2 separate regions of the Mus musculus genome follow, and region 2 is linked to region 1. A link is a loop called in an ENCODE intact Hi-C map of the cell type or tissue named here. Cell type or tissue: left cerebral cortex. All regions are shown on one strand.

Region 1 (8,000 bases):
CTCTCCCTCTCCCTCTCCCTCTCCCTCTCCCTCTCCCTCTCCCTCTCCCTCTCCCTCTCCCTCTCCCTCTCCCTCTCCCTCTCTCTCTTTCTTTTTTTGAGACAGGGTTTCCCTGTACAGCCCTGGCTGTCCTGGAACTCACTCTGTAGACCAGGCTGGCCTCAAACTCAGTAATCTGCCTGCCTCTGCCTCCCAAGTTCTGGGATTAAAGGCGTGTGCCACCACCGCCCAGCACTGCTGCCTCTTTTCTATCTCAGACACAGAGACCACCTTGCTTTTGTCCAGCACGATGAGCTAAATCCTTTGTCATTATTCTTTTATCTATTTAGAAAATTCTAGCCTCAGACAGGGCCATGGTTGCTCACCATCACTTCATTCAAGCTTTCTCTTAGATAAGCCTAGTTATAAAGGGCTTCCTTGGATACTGTTATTTTTTTCACCATAATTTATAATTTATGATTATATGATTCATTTTTATTTACAGGACAGATTTCACACCACTTGGTAGAGATTTGTTAATTGATAGATTATCATTCCTCAGTCTCATTAATTGGTTCATACGTTCCATGAAGGCAGAACCTTTTATCTGGCTTATTTTAGTGTCTGGAATGGCACATGTAATTTTTGTTGAACGAGTGAACAAATGAATAGATGAACTCAGAGATGCAAGCTCCATTGTCTCCCACCACCAGAGAACTTATAATTTGGATATTTAGGTAAAATACTATAGTGTGAACAATAAAAAGAAAGGAAGATCACTGGGCTGGCAAAACAAAACAAAACAAAACAAAACAAAACAAAACAAAACAAAACAAAAACCAGTATTCAAAGGCCACAGTTTGAACTTTAACCTGTAGATATCTGGGTCCTCTGGGAACCTGAGTCTCCAGCCTCTCTTCACACAGCTCTTCCAGGAATGGAATGGCTTTTAGGACAGCAGCAATGCGGCTCCAGGCCTAGACACCATGAGGTAGTTTGTTGTTACAGACCAAAGTCACTCAGAGCACTTGGTTCAAAAGACAGGATGTGGGCTGTGAGCCTCCAGTTCATCTTTCAAAGGAAATCTCCTTCAGCAGCAATGTCTCCTGGGATGTTTTCCCAAGTCTCCCTGGGAGGTGCTGGAGCCTCTCAAAAGACTAAGAATAGCCAGGGACATCCAGTTTCCCAAACATGCCAACCTTAAAAGTGAATGCCTTTTTCCCCCTTGTTACCTTTGCATTACTATGTAGGGGAAGGACACTGTATTATTATAGGTATATAGCTCACCATGCAGTTGCTAGACACCTCACTGTGACTCTCTGCTCAGGAGCTCCCAGTAGGAATTGTCAGAGTGGTATCCAGGCTCTGCCACTACAGAGGCCCAACCCTTTGTCACCAGTGCACTTTGTAGTCTGGACAGCCTCCATTGTACAACCCCGAGACTGTGTACCCCTTACTCACTTCCATCTAATTTTGCTTATTCACAGAACTTACCTGGTCTATACAGGTTATGGTTGTGACCGAATGAGACAGTGCACAAGCCTCCCTGACACCCTGTATGTTTAGTTTTAATTTTTGCACATTTACAGGTCATGCATGGTACAGGTAACCTTCTTCCATTCTGTTACTTACTCAAGCAGTGCTCACTGGGCTTGTAGGAGCTGTCAGATGCTAAACTCAACACCAGGAGACATGAAGGTGTCATTAACAATGCCGGGGACGTGTGGAAGAGTTCGGTCAGATGCCATTTTTCATCCCCAGGCTGTAGAGCATCACACCAGAGGGAGATTTAGATGCAGTGCCTTATATAACATGCAATGTCGTATCATTGGTTATCTTCCCATCCTTCAAGTGGCATCAAGGGGAGTATGGCGTTGGATATTAATGTTCCCTGAACATTTGAAATCTCTCCTAACAAATACAAGAAGGCCCCAGGTGTGAGGACAGCACCTGGGGAGATCTTAACCCACACAAACCTAGGTATTTCCAATCACATAGACTTTTGTTTTAACAGACTGCACAAGTATGACCAGAAGGGACAAAAGTGAATGAAATGTAGGGAAACGCTCATTTATTAAATTTGTCTCCTGTCATCATTAGCCCAGCCATTTTGGGGTTGGGGAAACTGTCTTTTTGTGGAGAGAGTTCTAAGTGTTCGAGCAAGTGGAGACAAGTCTTTGTGGTGGATATATACATATATACATATGCATATATGTATAGTCCTCCCCTACCTCTGCAGACCTTGGTGTGTGTGTGTGTGTGTGTGTGTGGCCACAGGCCTTTCCGGATGAGTGACAATGAAAGCCCATCCCTCCAGGAGACGCATGCCGAATGACCAATGGGATGATGGATGGAGGGTGCTGGGTACCAGTCTCTGCAGAGGCCAAGGTGAAACTGGCTGCTTCCAGCCTGTTCAACCCTCATCTCCTTGAGCCCCTTGGGTCCTTAGGCGTTTGGTCATTGCTGGATCAACCGAGGTGCTCATCTTAACGCACCCCAGGGCCTAGGACAGGGTGCCAGGGGCGCGGCTCAGATCTGTCCAGCGCAGACTGCGGTCCTCGCGCCGCAGCGCTGCGGCTAAGAACACTTGGCTGGGAGGCCTGCGGGTTGCGGTGTACGTGTATGTGTGTGTGTGTGTCTGTGTGTGTCTCTGCTGGTGGTACTGGTGGTGCCGATATGTAAAGCAGCTGGCGGCTCTGGGCGGGGCCTGGGTTTCATGCAAATGAGGGAGGCGGGGTTACACTGGGGCTCCGCCTCCCTCCCCCGCAGCTGGGGCCAGCGGTGCCAAGCACAGCTGGACCAGCGGCAGCAGCTGGGCGAGTGACAGCCCAGCTACGCGCGCGCGGCCGCCGCCAGAGCCGGCGCGAAGGGGCAGCGCGGCCCTGCGGTCCCCGGGCGGCAGCAGCGGCCGCCTAGTCCCGCGCCTTTCCGGGCTTGCAGCCCCGCGGTCCCGCCGCCCCGGGGCCGCCACCTCTCGGGGCTCCCCCCAGTCCCCGCGCGCGCAAGATGGCTGACCCGGCTGCGGGGCCGCCGCCGAGCGAGGGCGAGGAGAGCACAGTGCGCTTCGCCCGCAAAGGCGCCCTCCGGCAGAAGAACGTGCACGAGGTGAAGAACCACAAATTCACCGCCCGCTTCTTCAAGCAGCCCACCTTCTGCAGCCACTGCACCGACTTCATCTGGTGAGAGTGCGCCGCGCGGGCCACCTGCCTGGGGCCCTAGAGGGCAGCGACACGCATGGGGACCCCTGTTGTTGCCCCCGGGGGGAGGAGCCGTGTGATCACCCCCATCCCGCTGGACCCTTATGCCCTGCGCTCCCGGATGGCCAGTCCCTCAGGTGCTGGGTTCTCTGCTCCCAGACGGCTGGCCGCCAGGCGCCTTCTGCCCTCTTGCACTCTGTCGCCCGAGCGCCTAGGGACAGCGCTGCAGGCGCCTTTTCGACACCTGGCTCAGGGCTCAGTGTGGCTGTCCCTCCTCGGCAGGGCAGCTCCGCGGGTGTCTTTCTCGCCTGAGGTTCCCGATCTTTCTGCCTCCTTCCGGGCTCGAGGAGCTCTCACCCTCACCCCTCCTTTCCGGGGCAGCTCTCTGGGGTGTCCTCTACTTCCCCGGGGCGTGGAGCATCCTTCCCTCTGCGTCCCTAGAGCAGTGCCCTGGGTTATCTCTTACTTCGCCTCCAGAGTCTTGAGCACCCCTTTCATTCCTTGGTTCTCACCCTCAAGTCGCTGCAGGGCCCCTTTCTTCCCTCTGCCCCTCCAAGCATGGGGGGACCTTCCCCCCGCCCCCTAGCCCCTCAGGTGTTACCACCGTGGTGAAGTCCCTATCATCCTCCCCCTAGACAGGTCCTTTTCTCTTTCCTTGAGGGTACTCCCGGCATCTCCTTGGGCAAATATCCAGCCCGCCTTCCGCCCCCACCCGGGCGGAAATGCACCCTCGCATCCTGCCACCTGGTGGTCGTGGTCGCCTCTGTACTGCAGGGGAGATGTGAGGTGGGGGTTACTGCCAAGCTCCGGTAGTGTACCTCCCAATCCCATCCAAGGTGGAAGACACCTTGGAGACCAGGCTGTAGCTAGGAGGTTGCCCCTGGGGTAGAGGGACAGTGGGAAGGGAGAGGGCGACTGTGTGAAACTAGCTGGTAACTGGACCCCTCAGACTGATACTCCCTCTTGTGCTTTTACAGGGGCTTCGGGAAGCAGGGATTCCAGTGTCAAGGTAGGCTTTGTGGCGCTGTGGATGCCGATGGTGGGAAGAGAGAGTAATACAGACTTCAAAGACGTGGCCGAGTTAGGCAGAGTGAAGTAATCCTGCCTGTCAGAGTGACCTCCCAGGCTAGGAATCCTTCACCACCAAAGGGTCCTTTTAAGGGGTGTGTATTTGGGCCAGAGATGCACCATCCAGGAAAGGCCAGTGGAGCTCCTGGAAGGCCCTAAAAGTCAAAAAGTGCATCCATCCCGCTGCTATCTGAGCATTCTCTCAGGACTGCCAGCCCTGCTTAAGAAATGAAATGTCTTCAAGGACTCTTGTGTGTGGAGGGAACCTCTTTCTTCCTAATTCCAGCCCTTTCTTGCTCATTGCTCTCCCTTACCTCCCAGTAGGAGGGTCTGCCTCTTTCCCCTGCTTTGCAGGTGGCTGCCATCTGCAGATGGCGCATCCCCCTAGAAAAGCAACTGTGGTTTCCCCTGGGCCTCCTCTCTCTTTGAAAGCGGTGGTTCCAGATGGGGTGCCTCTGGGATCCTGCCTGAGGTTGCCCTTTTTAACATCTGAGGAGGCACAAGAAGGACTCCAAGAGACTCCTTACCTGGGTTCTTGATTCTAGCTCAAGAGCCATGATTTTAACCAGGGGTACCTAATCAAATATCAGAGACTTGGTGGCCTCTCTTATCTCTAGGGTTTGTGCCTACAAGATGGACTGTGGACTGAGGAATGTAGCTCAGGAGAGTGCCTGCTTTGTTCCAGAGAGGCTCTGATGCAAAATGGGAGAGGGGGAAAGATAGGTTTTAAATTGAATCTCTAAAGATGTGGCCTTGTTTAACCCTTAGAATGCCATAAATAGTTTGTGAATTTCTCTCTCCCCTCTGTCTCTGTCTCTGTCTCTGTCTCTGTCTCTGTCTGTCTGTCTGTCTGTCTGTCTGTCTGTCTGTCTGTCTGTCTCTGTCTGTCTGTCTCTCTGTCTTTCTCTCTCTGTCTCTCTCTCTGTCTCTCTCTCTGTCTCTCTCTCTCTCTCTCTCTCTCTCTCTCTCTCTCTCACACACACACACACACACACACAGCATTCAACTTGTTGAATACTGACTCTACTTTCATGCTGAATCGATCATTTGGAACTGAGGTCATCCCTTTACCAATGAGCAGACATTCGAGGCTATGTCTCTGTTCAACACTGGCCTTCTACAATTCTGACCCCCTTTGCCTCTTGAATTTACAGGGTTGTTTTGCCCCTCTCTCTCCCTTTAAGCCAGGTGTGGTTGGGTTTGGTCAGAAGTGGTTCTGCATCTTCTCCTCCCAACACCTCCTCCCCCTCCTACCTTTTCCCTCCCCTTCCTATCCCCCCCTTCCCCGTTCTCACTCAGATTCACTTTGTGCCCAGACTGACCTTGTCCTGGAAGCTTTTCTGTCTTTCTTTGTTAGTCTCCCAGGTGTTGGGAATACAGGTATTCTCAGGGTCGAATTGCCATCCTCCACCCTGTGAACTGGCCTTAAATCTGGAGAGGAAAGCGTGTGGGTGTGGAATAGCCTGAAGTGAGACAGTAGTGCCCATGGATAACTTTGCTTTGCACCATTGCGCTGCATGCAAAATCAAAAGACCCCAGTGCTCAGAGGTGGCTTTGGGACATGCATGGGCCTGGCTGCCCTAAGCTGAAGGCTTTTACTGAGTTCTGGAGTGGGACAGGAAGTTTCCAGCCTCCTCTGCTGAGATCCAGAGCCTCAGTTTTATACAGTACATGGAAGGACTGCCAAGTCCCTGCCGGTGGCAACGAGTCAGGCCAGTGGCACCGTCTGGATGGTTTTCTAGAACTTGTCTCTCTTAAACACAGCACCGAGAGTGGCTCGGTGTGGGGAATGTGGAATCTGTGAGGTTGCCTTTCACTCGCATGAATTGGTTTCTGTTTTTGTCTCTTGTCGAGGTCAGGGGTGATTTTTTAAACCCTGCTTCTGTGGCTCTCCTGTGCCACCTGCTCTCTGTTATTGATGGCTGGGAAAGTCAGCTTTGGAATGTGCGGGGGACTGCACATATGGAGCAGGAGATCCTTTTATTCAAAGCCTAGGATTTTTTTTTTTTTTTGGCACAATGAGAAAAAAATCAGAATGAAAGTTTTCAAGAAGTATGATTAACTTTAGGAATAAGACTTTTTCAGAAGCTGGCAGTGCGTTTGCCTCGTGTGCTCGACTCCCTGGGTTCCTGGGAACAAAAGGAAAGGGGAGGGGTGAAAGGTATTTTCAAAATCATTTCTCTTTTCATTTTTTCACCCCTTAGCTCTCTGAACATCTGGCCCTCTGTTACTGCGTTGATGGGCTACTCCATCTGACTTGGAGTGGGTAGGAGGAAGGAGGGGGTGGGGTAGATTCATGGGCCCTGAGCTGAGCTGCTTAGAGTGGGACACAGCCTAGAAGGCAGGGAGGGAGTTTATCACTGGTACCCAGTGTTGCTTGGAACTAATTCTGGAACCACAGACGAGCTCCTTTTATAGGATTATTTTCAGTACCTGGTGCCTGATATCTTACCTTAAAGTGAATTTACTTAAAGTAGGACCAACATTATAATAGAAAACAAACAGAGTTTATTCTTTTACCTAAGTCAACAGTTCAGAGATCTGGTCCTTCAGTTTTCTATGATGCTGTCCCAGGGAGCAATAGTTATCTCACAGCTCAAGAAGATACTGGATTCTCCAGGCACCAGGCCTCCTTTTAGCCAGCTGGGACAGGAAAGGGACAAAAGAAGTCAAAAGACACATCATTTTCAGTGGCTCTTAGGGATGTTGCCTAGAGAGAATTGGCTATATACTCGGTATATATTGGCTAGAGTAGAACCCAATGAATGTCCACGTCTCGTTCCGAGCAAACCTAGAGGACAGTAGTGTTCAGCTCAGGTAGCACGTTCCCAGCCAACAGCGGAGGGAGGGAAGGATGTTTCCATCTCAAAGGTGGAGGAAGCAGAGATTGGCTAACCCCTCAGGATGGTGTGGGAGGATCCCAAGATTAAGATGCCCTTGTCACTGCCCCAATGCTCCAGTAGCTGTCATGGAAATCGGGGTGCAGGACAGAGCATCCAGGAACCACAGGGAACCACAGATTTTTATAGACTTGGGAAGCTTTCTTAAGAACAGACTTCTGGCTTTTGTACAGCTAAAGGACAAAACTCTCGGTTAACTGCCACTGATTTACCCACCCTCCTCCTTCTCTCTTTGATAATGCCTCAGCTGACAGAGGATCCCTCTTGTGAAATTGCACACAATTTTGGATTAGAAATGGGACCCATTATGCCACAGGACAAACCTTTCTTTCTCCAAGGCACTCTTTTAACAACCCTAGAACCTGCACGCTGTGCTTAAATTCTAATCAACTCACTAATCACTGGGAGGATTTCAACTTTTATCCAAAGAAAGACTTTGCAGTTTGGCAGAGAGGAAACTTTTCTCTTTTTTTGTTAAAGGAAGTCATTTCAGTAGAAATAGAGAAGCATTAAGATGTTCAGATCTAGGTGTTTAAAGCACGTGGTTGGAACCAGACAGACGTGGACTCTGATCCCTCATCTTCTATCTGCTCACGGTGTGACCTTGGGGAGTCCATCCCCACACTGTAACCTTGCTCGCCATCTTGGTGAAAGAGGACACAGTGTCTCCTTTGTAGAGCTCTGGGGTAAAGTAAGTAGCTAAGGAGAAATATCCACCGTGAGAGTAAACAACTCAAAGTAAGATGATCGTCAGGACTTGATTAATGGTGGGAAAGTGTGCCGAAGCAGGGCAGAGCTGACTGGAACTCGGGAAATGACTGTGCCTGTTTCATGTGCTCAGATGGGTGTGTTTCTA
Region 2 (8,000 bases), 150 kb after region 1:
GAGCACAGACAAGTTAGGGAGCTTGCGCCAGGTCACACAGCTGTTAGGTCATGGAGTCAGGAGTAAATCTCAGACTGGCCTTCCTGGGCATGCTACTGAGCTATGGTGCCTTTCTACCTGGTGGCCCATCGCTACATGGAGCCAAGCCCAATGCTAGATGGGCAGTCCCTGGACCAATTTCAGGTACTAACTTGATAGAAAGGAGGTGGAAACTCATCCTCCATAACTCGGAAGCACAGTGGGAGCTGGACTGTCAGGGATGTCCCTTAGAGGTGGGGACGAATCCCATTGGTTAGGTGGCGCTTGAGCTGCCTGCTTAGCCTTCCAGAAGGCATAGAATTAGTCCTTGTGGGCTGTGAAGGGCTCTCCCTTATCCCCACTGCACTCTGGGCTCCGTGAATGCCCTAGCTAATGAGCTGAGAGCTCTCACCGAAATGGCAGCTAGAAATCCCAAAGTGGACAAAACCAGCTTACCCAGAAGGACAGAGATCTCCCAGGAAAAGCTACAGGAGCAGCAGCACACGACTCCCAAGGCTGGCCATGCTGTCCAGTTATATAGCATTACCACCACCACCACACACAGACACACACAGACACACACAGACACACACACACACACACACACACACACAACTCGCATTACAGCAGCCACTGGTTACACTAACATGGCAAAAATTCCAGCTTCAGGGTCTGCACCGAAACATGGCAGAGGTTGGGTCCAAGTCAGTGCTGTTCGTGTGTCCTGGTAACATTTGCCGGTCACCCATTGCAGAAGCAGTATTCAGGAAACTGGTAACTGATGAAAAGGTTTCAGATAATTGGGCCATTGACAGCAGCGCCGTTTCCGACTGGAACGTGGGCCGGCCCCCAGACCCAAGAGCTGTCAGCTGCCTAAGAAATCGTGGCATTAGCACAGCCCATAAGGCAAGACAGATTACAAAAGAAGACTTTGCCACATTCGATTATATACTATGTATGGATGAAAGCAATCTGAGAGATCTCAATAGAAAAAGTAATCAAGTTAAAAACTGCAAAGCTAAAATTGAGCTACTTGGGAGCTATGATCCACAGAAACAGCTCATCATTGAAGATCCCTATTATGGCAATGACTCTGACTTCGAGGTGGTGTACCAGCAATGCCTTAGGTGCTGCAAGGCCTTCCTGGAGAAGCCTTACTAGCTGGTCCTAAGCCCCACCATTGAGCAGCTCACTCATCAGTGCTGTGCCCAAGGGTGGTGGCAGTCCTTAGCCCCATACCCCACCTCTCTTTTCAGCTGACTTACTGTATATCTTTAAAATAATTGTAGGTGGGAATTAGGCATATGTTCAGAAGGATAAAAGCATTTGAGTCAGACAGTTTGAGGTGTGGCTAAGCATTCTTAGACTAACTAAACCTCTGACCTTGCGGTGATTACAAAACAGTGGAACAAGCAAATATGGAACAAAAAACAAAAACAAAAACAAAAATCCAGAAAGTAAGAGTGACCTAGAAGGTCCAGATCAGCCTCTGAGCTCGGCAAGCCTGGGTCGTCTGGTCTAAGTGGAATGTGTGCATGACCCGCACCCAGTGTGCCGTTTGCTTGCCGTGTACTCTCTACTCTAGGCTCTCGTAACAATAGCTCCATTCACGGCAGCCTTCCAGTTAACACTGGCAGTTTAAGCTCAGAGACACTGAGGGTGTTGAGGGATTTGAGAGAGGAGACGCTGGATGTGCTGATGGGCCTGGGACTCCAGCAGGCCGTCCTGGGCTGGACAGTGACACCCTGTCTAAAAGGGGAACAAAAATAACAACGGATGGGAGCAGCAGATGGATAAAGTTACCATCTTCAGTCTTACTTGGTTTTTGTCTACTTTCCTGAGCTTTGTTCTTGTTTGAGCCACTTTGCTTTAAAAAAAAAAAAAAAAAAAGTAAGTGTGCTTAAATACTGGTATGTGTTTGTAAGTGTTCTCTCATCGGCAATTTACAAAGTTATAGGCAAGCATGAGTAATTTTTGTGTATTTTCAGAAAAGAGACCTCAAATTTATATGAATATATGTCAGAAAGGAACATGAATTCAACTGGGAAGTTATCAAATACAACTGAGATACAAAAAAAAAAAAAAAATTCCAGCTTAAAGGCAACAAAATAAAAATAAATCAAAAAGGGAAAATACACATAAATAAAAGAGTTTAGTCCTGATTAAAAACCCCTTTTTTGGGAGGGAGTGCTTTTCTGAAGTGACATGAAGAAAAGCTTAGATCATTTCTGAATTTGTCCTCCTCCCAGCCCCCCACCATCTCTCAGGTTGTGCACACCCACCCACCCTCCTGATTTGCTCAGGAGCAGCACTCAGCTCTGCTAGTTTCTTGACCTCTGCCCTGACTGGCTCACCTCTTCCTTTGTAAGTTGTTCGGCACCTGTGGAGAGCCTGGGATTGGATGCTCCAGTACCACTGAGCTGGCACCGCTGTTGCAGGTTTTCTAGAAGGGACTCTAAAATAGGCAGTCCGGAGGGCTGCCGCATATGTGTGTGGAGTATCACACAATTCTCTACAGCTAATCAGAGCTTTAAAAGTTTAAGGAGAAGAAATATAGCCTGGAAAACTTTTAAACTATCAGGCACGCTGGAGAGGGGTGGGTGGTTAAGTGTTTTGAGATGCCAAGGTGTCAGAAACCTATCATACATTAACATTTTATGTTTGGAGGTAGGAATAGAGATTTCACTGGAGCATAAGAGAAATCGAAAAGTGAACAAAAGATCCATAAGAGATTAACACGTGATAAAAGAGACATTTCAAACCAGCAGGGGGAAAGATGTGTGCGTGTGCGTGTGCGTGTGCGTGTGTGTGTGTGTGTGTGTGTGTTGTTACGACTGGCTAAACACCAAGAAAGGAATGAATGTCTCTTATCAGCGCTTGTATTAAGGTGAATTCCAAGGGAGATAATGATGCAAGAATAAAAGATGAATGTGGACCAGAAGGAAATACTGGGGAGGACTTTCTAATTATGACAGGGGGATAGTACCCCGAAAGAGAAAGGGAAAGTATGCCTTATTACACATGGACACCTATGAATACACACATACACACATACAAATACACATGCATACCACACATGTACATATACATGCACATACGTACACCACACACATACATAGCATGAACAGATAGAAAGACATACACGTGCAAACATATATACACACCTAAACACAGATACGTGCTTCTCCCCACAGCCTCTGCACACTGACTTAAAGTTCATCAGCAGGATTAAAAGGCAAATGAAGAACTGGGAAAATGCTATATTGTGAATGAATACTTAATATCCTTAATTAATACACGGGGAAATTCATTACAAGTAATTAGCAAGTAATGAACTTGAATTTAAAAATGGGCAAATAGAGGCTGGGGATATAGTTCAGTGGAGAAAGTGCTTGCCTAGCACATGAAAGGCTCTGGAGTTCATCCTTGTACCATAAAATGGGAAGGGGTGAAGAATAATAAAAGCAAATTAACAGTAGCAATGTATACTAATTAAATACATATTTCCTCCAGTTACTGTTAGGCAGTTCCCATGAAATGGCTCTGCAAAGTCCCTTGTTTACCTAGGAATCATTACTTTGTAAACCATTTCCAGGTAAGAAAGTGACAACCTAAAAGGGTTAAATAATTTTCCCAGAGTCACAGAGCTAACTGCCAGTGGCAGGAGTGACGTTTGAAAGTGGCTATCCCTTCGTCCCTGACACTCACTGACTTTGACCATGTGTGTATAGGGGCCCAGGAAGTCATCTGTGGAGTTCTACCAGGTTTACACAGTAGAAGTTCATCCTTGAAACTGAACAATGACTCACCAGGTAAAAGGCAGGGATTAGAAGCCATTTAAGCAAAGCACCAGTCATCACACCTACGGTCTTTCATACACGCTTTCAGTTGTATTCATCCTCTCTGCAAGAACAAACAGCGCCCCCTCTCCCCTGTGGCGTGTGGGTGGAACTGCAGCTTCTGACTTCGTACATATCAGCTGTACAGCAATCTCAGTCCACCCTAATCTCTATAAGGTTTCCAGCCTCTTTTGTCTTCTGGGAACTAATAGCCTTTTGTTTGAAGTCGGAGGCATGGAGGTGTTGCTGTATTTCAGAGTGAAGTACTCAGATGGGCCTTGGAATATGCTAGTTTATTTAAAAACCGTAGAAAGGTGGATATTGAGAAATCCTCTTCATTCTTTCCTGCCTCAGGAGTAAACACTTTTATTAGATTTCCTTGTGTGTGTGGTTCTGGAGTTTTACATCGGTGGGAATAATTAGGAATGACACTCTTCTTTCTTCTTCTGTATCTCAGAGGCAGAGCCAGGTTCTTATGTCCAGTCTGTCCACCTATTCCCTATATAACCCAGTGTACAGGTTGCTTATATGTCAACTTGACATAAGCTAGGATCATTCTGGGAGAAGAAACTTCAGCTGAGAAAATGCCCCTATCAGATTTGTCTGTTGGAGAATCTGTGGAGCATTTTCTTGATTCCTGATTGATGTGGGAAGGCCCCTCCCACTGTGGGCAGAGCCAGCCTGGGTCTATAAAGCAGCAGGCTGGGCAGCTGGTGGAGAGCAAGCCAGTAAGCTGCACTCTTCCATGGCTCCGTTTCTTGTCTCTGGATTCCCGTCTTGACTTCCTGCCCTGATTTCCCTTAGTGGGGAAATGTAAGCTATAAGCTCAATAAACCCTCCCCTGCCCAAGTTGCTTTGGGTCAGGTTTTTTATGACAGCAGAGGAAGGCCAACGAAAACACCCATTTTTGACCTCAAACTTTTGATGCTCCTATTTCAGCCCCACAAGTGCTGGGATTACAAGTGTGTATGCCCAGCTAAGAATACATTTTCTTACCTGTCTCAAATGCTTACAAAGAAAAGTAGTGTGCACTTATTCTTCAGCATCTTAGGCGGTTTGTTTTCTTCTTCAGCTTTTCAGAGTCTTTGCTGGGAGTGTAGCATCCTATAGCTTGTGCTAGGTCCCGGGATTCTCTCTCATGTACCAGTACTACATAGCACAGGTTTCTTTGATTCACATATTACAGAATATATATGTGTACCCCACACTCATGACACCTCATATCTGTGCACAATTCACGTCTCAGCTGAATGGTCTTTGATCATTTAACGTCAGTAACTGACTTACAATTATGGAGAGACACGCTTGCAGGCTTTCCATGCCAGTGCAGTCCTACCGACGACTAGGCAACATCCATGACCTGGTGGCTGCACTCGCTAGGATTCACTTAGGCGGCTCCCACTAGTACTGATTGGATTAAAAAAAATAAAAATTTGTGCTTAATCACACCACAGGAAGCTGAAGCAGGAGGATCCCTGTGAGTTTAAGACCAGCCTATGCTACATAATGGGCTCCAGGCCAGCTTGGGTTCCAGTAAGAGACTCTACCTCAAGAAAAGAAGAGAAGGAGGAGGAGGAAGAGAGGAAGGAAAGAGAGAAAGAGAGACAGATAGACAGACAGACACAGAGAGAAAGAAATGGAAGTCCAGGCTAAAACCATTTGCTGTGAAAACCAGAATGGGAAGATGAGGGCGCTCTGGATTTGTCACTCTCACCCTGTTATCTCCAGGTTTGATTTGGTTCATGAGGTTGGCTAGGCAGCTGTCTTCTTTCCTCCTCAGTACTTCAAGCATGTCTCTCCCAAAGCCTCTCACTTAGTACAGTAACCAGTGCCAAAGTGTTCCCAGAGCATTGTATCAATAGACCTCTCCACCAGGAACATATATACCTGTCTCTCTAGAGCTCCTAAAAACTATTGGGACAGGCATTTTAAAATTTGATTTTAAGAATTTCATCTGAATGTGTATTAGAAAAAAAATCTCCATTTGCACATTGATTCCCATATTTAAGGAATTTCACTTTAAAATGCTGTCTTAGTTATTCTTCAGCACTGTGAAGAGGCACTGCCTTGGTTAAGGTTTTACTGCTGTGAACAGACACCATGACCAAGGCATCTCTTATAAAGGACATTTAATTGGGGCTGGCTTATAGGTTCAGAGGTTCAGACCGTTATCATCAAGGCAGGAAGCATGACAGTACCCAGGCAGGCATGGTGCTGAAGAAGGAGGTGAGACTTCTACATCTTGTTATGAAGGCTAACAGAAGACTGGCATCCTTGGGCAGCTAGGAGGAAGCTCTCAAAGCCCACCTCCACAGCGACAAACCTCCTCCAGGCCACACCTCCTAATCTTTCCAAACAGTCTATCAACTGGGGACTAAGCAAGCAAATAGGTGAGCCTGTGGGGGTGCATCTTCATTCAAACCACCACAAATGCTTTTATTGAAAGAAAACTGCATTAAGGAAAGTGCTAAAGGAATGCTATCAAACATGGCTGTGCTTTGGGGAGGTTGACCAGTAGTTTCTCCTCTCTAGGATAAAAAGAGAGTTAGCATTTCTGTGTGGTCAGCGCTGTGCTGAGATCTTCGTCCCTGAAGTCCATCTACATTGAAGAGGTCTGTTGTTGTGGACAGGGATCCAGGGGCTCAGCTCACTGCCTGTGGTCACACAGTTCCTTCAGAGCCCACATTTGCTCACATCCTTCAATCTTAGGGTTGTTTCTAATGGGAGTCTTCAGCTCAGTTTAGCCCCACCCACCTGACACTGCCTTGAGCACTTCTTATTTGGGAAGTACAGCTTTGGGAGGTTTCATTGGCGGTAATATCCGGGAACAACACAGGCTGAAGCTGTGCCCGGATGGAATGTGCCCTGCAGTGGTGTGTCCCGGTTGGGTGTGTCCTGCCAAGGTGTGTCCTTCTGGGATATGTCTTTCTGGAGTATGTCCTGCTGGTTGTGTCCTGCTGGGGTATGCTCTGTTGGGGTATGTCCTGCTGGGGTGTGTCTTGTTGGAGTGTACCTTTATGCTGTCTTTGGCTCTGCTTTGCTTTGGTTTTTTCATAGCTGCAGCTTTGCCTGAATCCATCAGAACACAGCTTCTATGTTCAAAGTCACAAGGATACTCTTTCAGAGCCAGAAAGGTTTTGTTTTGTTTGTTTGTTTGTTGTTGTTGTTGTTGTTGTTATGTTGGACTTAGAGATTCAAAGTTTTATTTTATTTTTTATTGTCTCTTAGCTATGCCTTTTCTTTTTTGGCTGCCTGGGTCAGGAGTCCAATGAAAAGGTGCCCAGCGTAAGACATTCCTGTCCTTTGCTTCCAAGAACTTCATGTCTTCTCTAAATATGACCCAATAAGGTTGGAGAGATGCCTCAGTGGTTAGGAACAATGGCTGCCCTTCCAGAGGACCTAGGTTCAATTCCCAGCACCACATGGCAGCTCACACCTGCCTGTAACTATAGTGCCAAGGAATCGGATACTCTCACACAGACATCCATCCATCCAGGCAAAACACCAATTAACATAACATAAAAATAAATAAATCAGTTTTTAAAATGACCCAGTGACTTGTTTAGGGCTGTTTACAGGGAGGGCTACTTAAGAAGCATGGGCACCATACCAGTGGCTGTAACACTGAGGAAATGGCCTCTTCTTCCCATGAATCATTCACTATATATAAATCCCCAGGGAGGGGTGAGGCATCTCCCTTTGTGAGAGTAGCCCAGTCCTGTGCCTACACAGGTAACGTGTGAGCTCTGAGTTCATGAGTGTCAGGATCAGAGGTGCCAGGACACTTGGCAGTGTGGGTTGCCTGCTGTTTATTCTGGTGACAGAACTCCTACCACATGAACATGAGGGAGAGAAATATGGCAACAGCGTTGTGAGAACACAATTCTTTGGGGTGGAAGAGGAAACTCTAGGGATGCTGGACAGCAAGGGCGTGCAGCAGTTTCAAGCATTGACATTGTGTCTGGGAGGAATTTTGGGAAGGAAGAGGAACTGTGTTCACACCCAAAGGACTGTGGGGTGAAGAAGGGTGTTACCTTGCAGATATCACAGAACTGGAGTCTGCAGGGACAATTACAAGAGGAGAAGAGAGAAACAGGCACAGTGGACCACAGTGGGGAGTCACAGGGACTTCGGAGAATGGGG

The links. Hi-C counts contacts between places; a loop is a spot of excess contacts. Peaks named below come from ENCODE experiments on the same cell type or tissue, not always from the same donor. Only the 100,000 strongest peaks of a DNase experiment are listed, where the experiment ranks them.
Region 2: it touches region 1 in a loop (2.9-fold over the local background); 6 of 42 quality-filtered maps call a loop at or near these places.

The regions. Positions count from the first base shown.
Region 1 is chr7:122,286,360-122,294,359 of GRCm38, forward strand. It overlaps Prkcb (protein kinase C, beta), which reads left to right and starts at 2,766. Exons shown (of 17, transcript NM_008855.2): 1 at 2,766-3,158; 2 at 4,154-4,185. The coding sequence starts at 2,986. Gm51497 (a long non-coding RNA gene) reads right to left here. Exons shown (of 3, transcript XR_003946872.1): 2 at 6,765-6,887; 3 at 4,277-6,373. In left cerebral cortex, CTCF peaks have their summits at 3,933 (motif pointing left) and 5,925; DNase peaks (open chromatin) are centred at 2,371, 2,679, 3,013, 3,116 and 6 more places; H3K4me3 peaks cover 4,006 bases; H3K27ac peaks cover 3,531 bases.
Region 2 is chr7:122,441,321-122,449,320 of GRCm38, forward strand. All of the region lies in intron 3 of Prkcb (protein kinase C, beta), which reads left to right. It also overlaps the pseudogene Gm14388. Among named protein-coding and RNA genes, the nearest start is that of Gm51497, 150 kb to the left of the region's middle. In left cerebral cortex, a CTCF peak has its summit at 3,951; a DNase peak (open chromatin) is centred at 3,937.